2 separate regions of the Homo sapiens genome follow, and region 1 is linked to region 2. A link is a contact called in ENCODE Hi-C or POLR2A ChIA-PET data. All regions are on one chromosome and are shown on one strand. Each heading gives the region's core, a stretch centred on a gene start or an enhancer-like site at or near the end of the contact. The rest is flanking DNA. Distances are from core to core; before and after follow the strand shown.

What was found. A loop is a pair of places that touch in the nucleus more often than their neighbours do. ChIA-PET counts read pairs that join two places held with the same protein, here RNA polymerase II (POLR2A). Pooled maps may share reads with other maps.
Region 1: a pooled map shows a loop between it and region 2 (4-fold over the local background). The contact joins two enhancer-like sites. A Hi-C loop is called at or near these places in 2 of 50 pooled maps. POLR2A ChIA-PET finds 5 or more read pairs at or near these places in 7 of 52 experiments (CD4-positive, alpha-beta T cell, Caco-2, GM12878 and 4 more).

What each region holds. Positions count from the first base shown.
Region 1 is chr16:3,074,201-3,077,778 of GRCh38, reverse strand. It overlaps the pseudogene LOC107984896. Among named protein-coding and RNA genes, the nearest start is that of IL32, 10 kb to the right of the region's middle. RefSeq lists silencers at 531-690, 3,078-3,261 and enhancers at 1,051-1,100, 2,448-2,497, 2,618-2,707, 2,778-2,897. Within about 2 kb of position 2,223, at least 16 of the 41 ENCODE cell types and tissues checked have a DNase peak (open chromatin) inside an H3K27ac peak, as active enhancers do.
Region 2 is chr16:3,002,507-3,006,145 of GRCh38, reverse strand. No RefSeq gene overlaps it. Among named protein-coding and RNA genes, the nearest start is that of CLDN9, 8.6 kb to the left of the region's middle. RefSeq lists enhancers at 1-178, 1,984-2,278, 1,425-2,383 and silencers at 1,840-1,929, 1,940-2,039, 1,984-2,278, 2,026-2,319. Within about 2 kb of position 1,310, at least 13 of the 41 ENCODE cell types and tissues checked have a DNase peak (open chromatin) inside an H3K27ac peak, as active enhancers do.

The DNA.
Region 1 (3,578 bases), core at 974-3,473, 71 kb before region 2:
GGCACCTCAACCTCAAACGATAAGGCCCGCTGTAGGAGCTAAACATTAAGGATTTGTAGAAACTATTAATAGCTCTTAATAAGATCAAAATTGGGGAAAGAATAAAGCATCTAGAAGGACACTCTACAAGCTTTTTGGATACAGTAAAATTAAAAGAAAAAATATTTAAAGCATCCCAGGCACACCTGACCTTAATACCAGCAACTGGAGTGCTTAAAGGAACTGCAGACAGATTTGCAGCTAGTAACCCATTAAAATGGATAAAAATACTTGGAAGCTCTGTAATTTCAATGATGTGATTGTGCTTTTAATCTGTGTTGTTTGTCTTTGTATAGTCTGCAGATGTGGATCCTAACTCCTGCGAGAAGTAACTCACAGTGACAAAGCTGCCTTTGCTTTTATCGAGTTGCAAATCAAAGAAGGGGGGACATGTTGGGAACAGGCCCCCCAAGATCTGGCCATAAACTGGCCCCAAAACTGGCTATAAACAAAATCTGCAGCACTGTGACACGTTCATGATGGCCGTGACGCCCACGCTGGAAGGTTGTGGGTTTACCGGAATGAGGGCAAGGGACACCTGGCCCACCCAGGGCGGAAAACCGCTTAAAGGCGTTCTTAAACCACAAACAATAGCCTGAGTGATCTGTGCCTTAAAGACACACTCCTGCTGCAGATAACTAACCAGACCCACCACTTTACTTCGGCCCATCCCTTCATTTCCCATAAGGGATACTTTTAGTTAATCTATTATCTATAGAAACAATGCTAATGACTGACTTACTATTAATAAATATGTGGGTAAACCTCTGTTGGGGCTCTCAGCTCTGAAGGCTGTCAGACCCCTGATTTCCCACTTCGCACCTCTGAATTTCTGTGTGTGTGTCTTTAATTCCTCTAGCGCCCCTGGTTTAAGATCTCCCTGACCGAGCTGGTCTCAGCAAGCAGAGGGTGCCCCTGCACCAGGAAAGGGGGGCACAGGAAGGCCCTGCAAGTGCAGCTGCAGCCAACAGGAACAGCAGGACACCTTCCAGAGGTGACCCCAGCCGCCTCTGCCCAGCACCCCCCTGCCCCAATCCTCCACGATCCCTTTCTCCAGTCACCCACTCAGCATGGCTGTGCTGGACACTGGGCCACAGGGCTGAAGCGACCCAGAGAACACATAGAGGAAGGGGCCACCTTACACACAGATGGGGACCCTCCTCTGGGAAGGGAGCACTTTTTGCACAGAAGTTTGAGGGGAAGGAGCTGGGTGTGGTGGCTCACTCCTGTAATCCTAGCACTTTGGGAGGCTCAGGTAGGAGTTTCACTTGAGCCCAGGAGCTCAAGACCAGCCTGGGCAACATAAGGAGAACCCCCTTCTCTACAAAAAAATTAAAAAATAGCCAGGAATGGTGGTGCACGCCTGTGGTCCCAGCTACTCAGGTTCCAAGCTGAGGCAGGGAGGCAGGAGGCTTGCTTGAGCTGGGGAGGTCGAGGCTGCAGTGACGCATGACCATGTCACTGAACTCCAGCCTGGACAACAGAACAAGGCCCCGTCTCAAAAAAAGAAAGAAAAGAAAAAGAAACTTGAACTTGAGGGGGCAGTGGGGCAGGGGCAGGAGCCTATAAGGTGCGTGCCATTCTCTGCTGGCAGCCCCAGCCCTGGCAGCGTACCCTCCTCCCAGCTCCAGTCTATGGTCAGCAACCCCCGCCCATCTCCCCCATCTGCTGGGGATGTAGGTCCATGTCCTTGACCCAAGACCTTCCCTCATTCCTGCCCCCATCCCTCCTCAAGCCATATCCCTTACATCCCTTGAGTCCTCCATCCCCCCTCCCCCATCTCCCTGTCCACAGCCTCTGCCCCTCCTCTCCCTACCCTGTACCACCCCCACCCCAGGTCTTCCTCCATCTCCTTGGGAACACAGAGCTCCTCTAGCAGGCACTCTCAGAACACAGCCTGCCGGCCCCAGCGCCAGGCCTGGCTCCCAGCCTGTTCCCACCACAGCAGCCTCTTCCCTCCGGATTCAGCTCAGGCGCCAGGACCGGCAGGACCGAGACGCTTCCCATGTCAGCCCTGGCCAAAGCCCAGCTCCTTATCCATCGGTGAGCTGCCTGCCAGCTCCTGCTCCAGCTGCTGAGAGGCCTGAAGAGACCAAGACAGAGACATAGCCCTGCAGCACCACAGGGAGGCCCCAATTACCCCATGCGGATGAGTTTCATGGCCATCTCTAACTAAGGTCAGCACTGCTCAGGGCAGGTTCATAGGTAACGACCTGGTGAACTGAAAAGCAAATTTCTCTCGGTCCCTAAAACCACTAGCTGAGCATCTAAGCATGAAACATGAGTCCTAAGAGGGGTAGCAAACACGTTTTCATTCACTTCTCACCAAACCTGTCCCCTATGTCCATTTTACAGAGGAGGAAACTGAGGCACAGAGACTTCAAGGTAGATGGCCAGGTACCCTGGCTCTGCCAGCCTGCCGTTCAGCAGGGGCTTCAATGGTCTTGCTCAAATCACATGTGCGCTGATGAATGTCCTTGTTGACTGTAGGTTCTCTTGTTGCTCTGAGTCCTTTTTCTGAGAAACTGAAGTTTGGTGTTTTGATCACGGCCATATCATTCATCTCTCACCTTCTATCCTGCCTTGCATGTCTTTAACCACACTGAGCTTCCGGGCCCTGCACCCCTTCCTGCACCCTTGTCACACCATGCATCTGGGGGAAGTTACACAACCACAGCTGTGCAGACCCAGCCTCACGAGATTCTCAGAGGGCAGTCCACAGGGGCCCCAGCACCTCCTATCATCCTTGCCCCAGGCTTTGGCAGGCAGCTCCTGCACACTCCCCTCAGCCCCATGCCAGGCCCACAGCCCCTCAAGCTTTCATCCAGCCCCGGCCCCCAACTTTCTTTTCTGTCTCTTTTTTTTTTTTTTTTTGAGACGGTGTCTTCCTCTGTCACCCAGGCTGGAGTGCAATGGCGTGATCTCAGCTCACTGCAACCTCTGCCTCCCAGGTTCAAGTGATTCTCCTGCCTCAGCCTCCTGAGTATCTGGGATTACAGGCGCCCCACCAACACACCCAGCTAATTTTTGCATTTTTAGTAGGGACGGGATTTCACCATGTTGGCCAGGCTGGTCTCGAACTCCTGACCTCAGGTGACCCCCCCGCCTCAGCCTCCCAAAATGCTGGGATTACAGGTGTGAGCCACCGCGCCCGGCCCTCAGCCCTAACTTTCAAATGACAATTGTGTTTCCTGTTTCATCAGGACAGGACATCGATGTCATCTGTAACTTCCAGTGCACTGGGACACACAGCTGTATCTCCCCATGCTCGCCTCCTGCCCCTCCCGGTGTGAGGACTTAGCCTGGATCACCTCCTCCAGGACAAGAACGACCTACCGGCATCTATCCATCCAATCTCCCCACCCATCCATCACTGCCTCTGTGCATGCATCCTTCCAACCATTCATACACGCCTCTGTGCATGCATCTGTCTGTCTGTCCCTGCCTCTGTGCCTGCATCTGTCCATCCATCCCTGCCTCTGTGCCAGTATCTGTCCATCTATCCCTGCCTCTGTGTATGCATCTGTCTGTCCATCCAT
Region 2 (3,639 bases), core at 61-2,560:
GAGAGAACAGGAGCTTCCTCTCAGGGCCCAGCCCGGGTGGGGGTGGGGGAAGCTCTCCTGTCCCATGGGGATGACTTCACAGCCCTTGCATGTGACCCTTGGGTCCAGTATCGATCCCCACCACTGCTTCCCTGGTGCGCACAGCCAGCCCGACCCCTGGATCTGTTTCAGTTGAAAATTTGACTTCTGAAGACTTTTCAAAGGCCGGGCGCAGTGGCTTATGCCTGTAATCCCAGCAGTTTGGGAGACGGGCGGATCACCTGAGGTCTGGAGTTTGAGACCAGCCTGACCAAAATGGAGAAACCCCGTCTCTACTAAAAATAGAAAATTAGCTGGGCGTGGTGGCGCATGCCTGTAAACTCAGCTACTCAGGAGGCTGAGGCAGGAGAATCGCTTGAACCCAGGAGGCGGAGGCTGTGGTGAGCCGAGATTATGCCATTGCACTCCAGCCTGGGCAACAAGAACGAAACTCCGTCTCAAAAAAAAAAAAAAAAAAAAAAAGACTTTTGCGGCAGGATCAGAATTTTCAAGAGCCATACACTGAGGATGGCCTTAGCCATGGCATCCAGACCCTTTATTTATAAGAGAAATGAAATATTTGGATATAGTTAAAGCACTTTAAACTTTTTTTTTTTTTTTTGAGACGGAGTTTAGCTCTTGTTGCCTAGGCTGGAGTGCAATGGCACCATCTCGGCTCACCCCAACCTCCGCCTCCCGGGTTCAAGCGATTCTCCTGCCTCAGCCTCCCGAGTAGCTGGGATTACAGGCATGTGCCACCACGCCCGGCTAATTTTGTATTTTTAGTAGAGACAGGGTTTCTCCATGTTGGTCAGGCTGGTCTCAAACTCCTGACCTCAGGTGATCCGCCAGCCTCAGCCTCCCAAAGTGCTGGGATTATAGGCGGGAGCCACCGCGCCCGGCCCAGCACTTTAAACTTTTGTTTTCATACCCTTGATCCCCATTTCCTTGGACACGTGCTGTGGGCCCCGCCCGCTGCCCTGATCACTAGCCAGGTTATCAGCCCAGGGGACGGGTTACATTCTCAAATAACCTAGCAAGAGGCCTGCTGGAGGGCAGCAGGGGAAAATGGAAGACCCGAATCTTTAGACAAGTCTATTTTCAGACTCGCTCCTTTCTCTACCAAACCTGAGCTGCTTCCGATTCTCCTTCTCTCTTCCCCAAACTGGGCTCTAACCCCCGTCCTCTGAATCCATGCCCGGGGAAGGTGGCTACGGGCACTGGCCCTGTCGGGGGCTGCCTACTCACCCGCCGCGGGAGGGGCCAGGTCAGCAGGGCGGCGACAGGAAGAAATGCGGGGACAGGGGCACGGGCGGTGGCAGGGGAAAGGCGGACAGCAGCCATGGGTCGCGGGTCTCGGGGGCCGTCAGCAGGCTGAAGGGAGAGGGTCGCGCGGGCAGCGGCGGAAGCGGATGCGGCGGCGGCTCGGAGACCAGGGGCGGGCGGACGAGCGCGCCCACGGGCCCAGGGGCTGAGGCGACGGCGGACACGGGCAGCGGAAGCAGCGGTAGGAGCGCGGGCGGAGCGCGCGGGCGCGGGCAGGCGCGGCAGGTCCTGCAGTGCGAGCACGGCGGCGGAGAGCGCGGGTGAGCAGGCTTCGGGCGGCAGCTCGGGCAGTGCCAGATGCGCGCCGGGGCCCCAGGGCGCCAGCGGCTCGGGCCGCAGCGGGAGCGCGGGCAGCGGTGGCAGCTCGGCCAGGGCGAGAGCGGAGGGCGTCGGCGGCCCGGGGCTCAGGCCGGGCGGCAGGCCGGGCAACGGCGGGTGCGGCAGGGACGGCGGGGGCAGCGGGGTGGGCGGCAGCGTCGAGCGGGCCCGGCCCAATCGCGAGTGGGCGCGGGCGCGGGCGAGCCGCGGGTGCGAGCTGGAGCGGGGCAGCCGCGCCGCCAGCTTGGCTGCGGCCGCCACCCCGGTTGCGGCCGCCAGCCCAGGGCCCCAGAGCGCGCCGCCAGCCGTGACCTGGTACCTCGGGAGGTGGCCAAGCGCCGCACTCCGAGCGGCCCAGCCAATCGCAGATGCTCGCCGCCGCACCCCAACCAATCACGGGCCAGTGCGCTCGCGGTCTACGGGTCCCACCCGGCAGCTGTCAAGGGCTACCCTTGGCAGCCAATCAGAGATATGAGCGCGCTCCGCCAAGTTCTTCTTCCCGCCCTCTCCTGGTCCCAGCCAATCGCTGTGTCCCAGGTGCCGCAGCTGCTCCCCGCCCTCAGCTAGCCTGGCTATCAGGCGCTGCACACGCGCAGTGGGCGCCCCCACCTGGCTTGAGGATCTGCGGATTCGCTGCGACACCGAGGCGCGGCGCCTCACCAATTTTTTTTTTGTTTGTTTTTTAGGTGGCTTTTTTGGGGACTGAGCCCCTCACTCTGGCGCCCAGGCTACATTGCAGTGGCGCGGTCTTGGCTCAGTGAAGCCTCGACCTGCCGGACTAAAGCAGTTCTCCCGCCTCAGCCTCCCCAAGTAGCCGGGACTACAGGTGCACGCCACCACACCCGGCTAATTATTATGGTCTTTAAATTTAAAAAAAAAATTTTTTTTAGACGGAGTCTCGCTCTATCCCCCAGGCTGGAGTGCATTGGCGCAGTCTCAGCTGCAACCTCCGCCTCCTGGTTCAAACGAGTCTCCTGCCTCAGCCTCCTGAGCAGATGGGATTACGGGCGCCCGCCACCATGCCCGGCTAATTTTTGTGTTTTTAGTAGAGACGGGGTTTCGCCATGTTGGCCAGGCTGGTCTCGAACTCATGACCTCATGATGCACCCGCCTCGGCGTGCCAAAGTGCTGGGATTACAGGCGTGAGCCACCGCGCCCGGCCTAATTATTATATTTTGTGTAGAGATGGAGTCTCACCATGTTGCCCAGGCTGGTCTCGAACTCCTGGGCTCAAGCGATCCGCCGGCCTCAGTCTTCCAAAGTGCTGGGATTCCAGGCATGACCCACCGCGCCCGCCCCCCGACGCCACCGATGTGGAGTGTGAGATTGTCCTCTCGTTGCTGTTTACCCATTGCAACTCAGGTATGAGGATCCTGTGTGGATGGGTCAAGGTGCACAGATTTCCATTCAGTTATCTTATAAGAAAGATAAAACGATATCACAATTCAAAAGTAAAGTTTGGTGATAATATACTTAGCATTTGTGTTAAAGTTCCTAAGAACAATTGTAAATGACAGATGGGTGCGAATCTGGTAGCTCAGAACAAAAAGGATAAAATGGTCAATCTATTCAAAATTGGAATATAGAAACTTTTTTTTTTTTTTTTTGAGACAGGATCTTGCTCTTTCGCCCATGCTGGAGTGCAGTAGTGCCATCATGGCTCACTGCAGCCTCGATCTCCTCGGCTCAAGTAATCCTCTCACCTCAGCCTCCCAAGTAGCTGAGACTACAGGCATGCGCCACCCTGCCAGGCTAAGTTTTTTATTTGTGGAGATGGGAGTCGCCGGGTGCGGTGGCTCACGCCTGTAATCACAGCACTTTGGGAGGCCGAGGCGGGCGGATCACGAGGTCAGGAGGAGATCCAGACCATCCTGGCTAACATGGTGAAACCCCGACTCTACTAAAAGTACAAAAACTTAGCTGGGCAGGCGCCTGTAGTCCCAGCTACTTGGGAGGCTGAGGAAGGAGAATGGCATG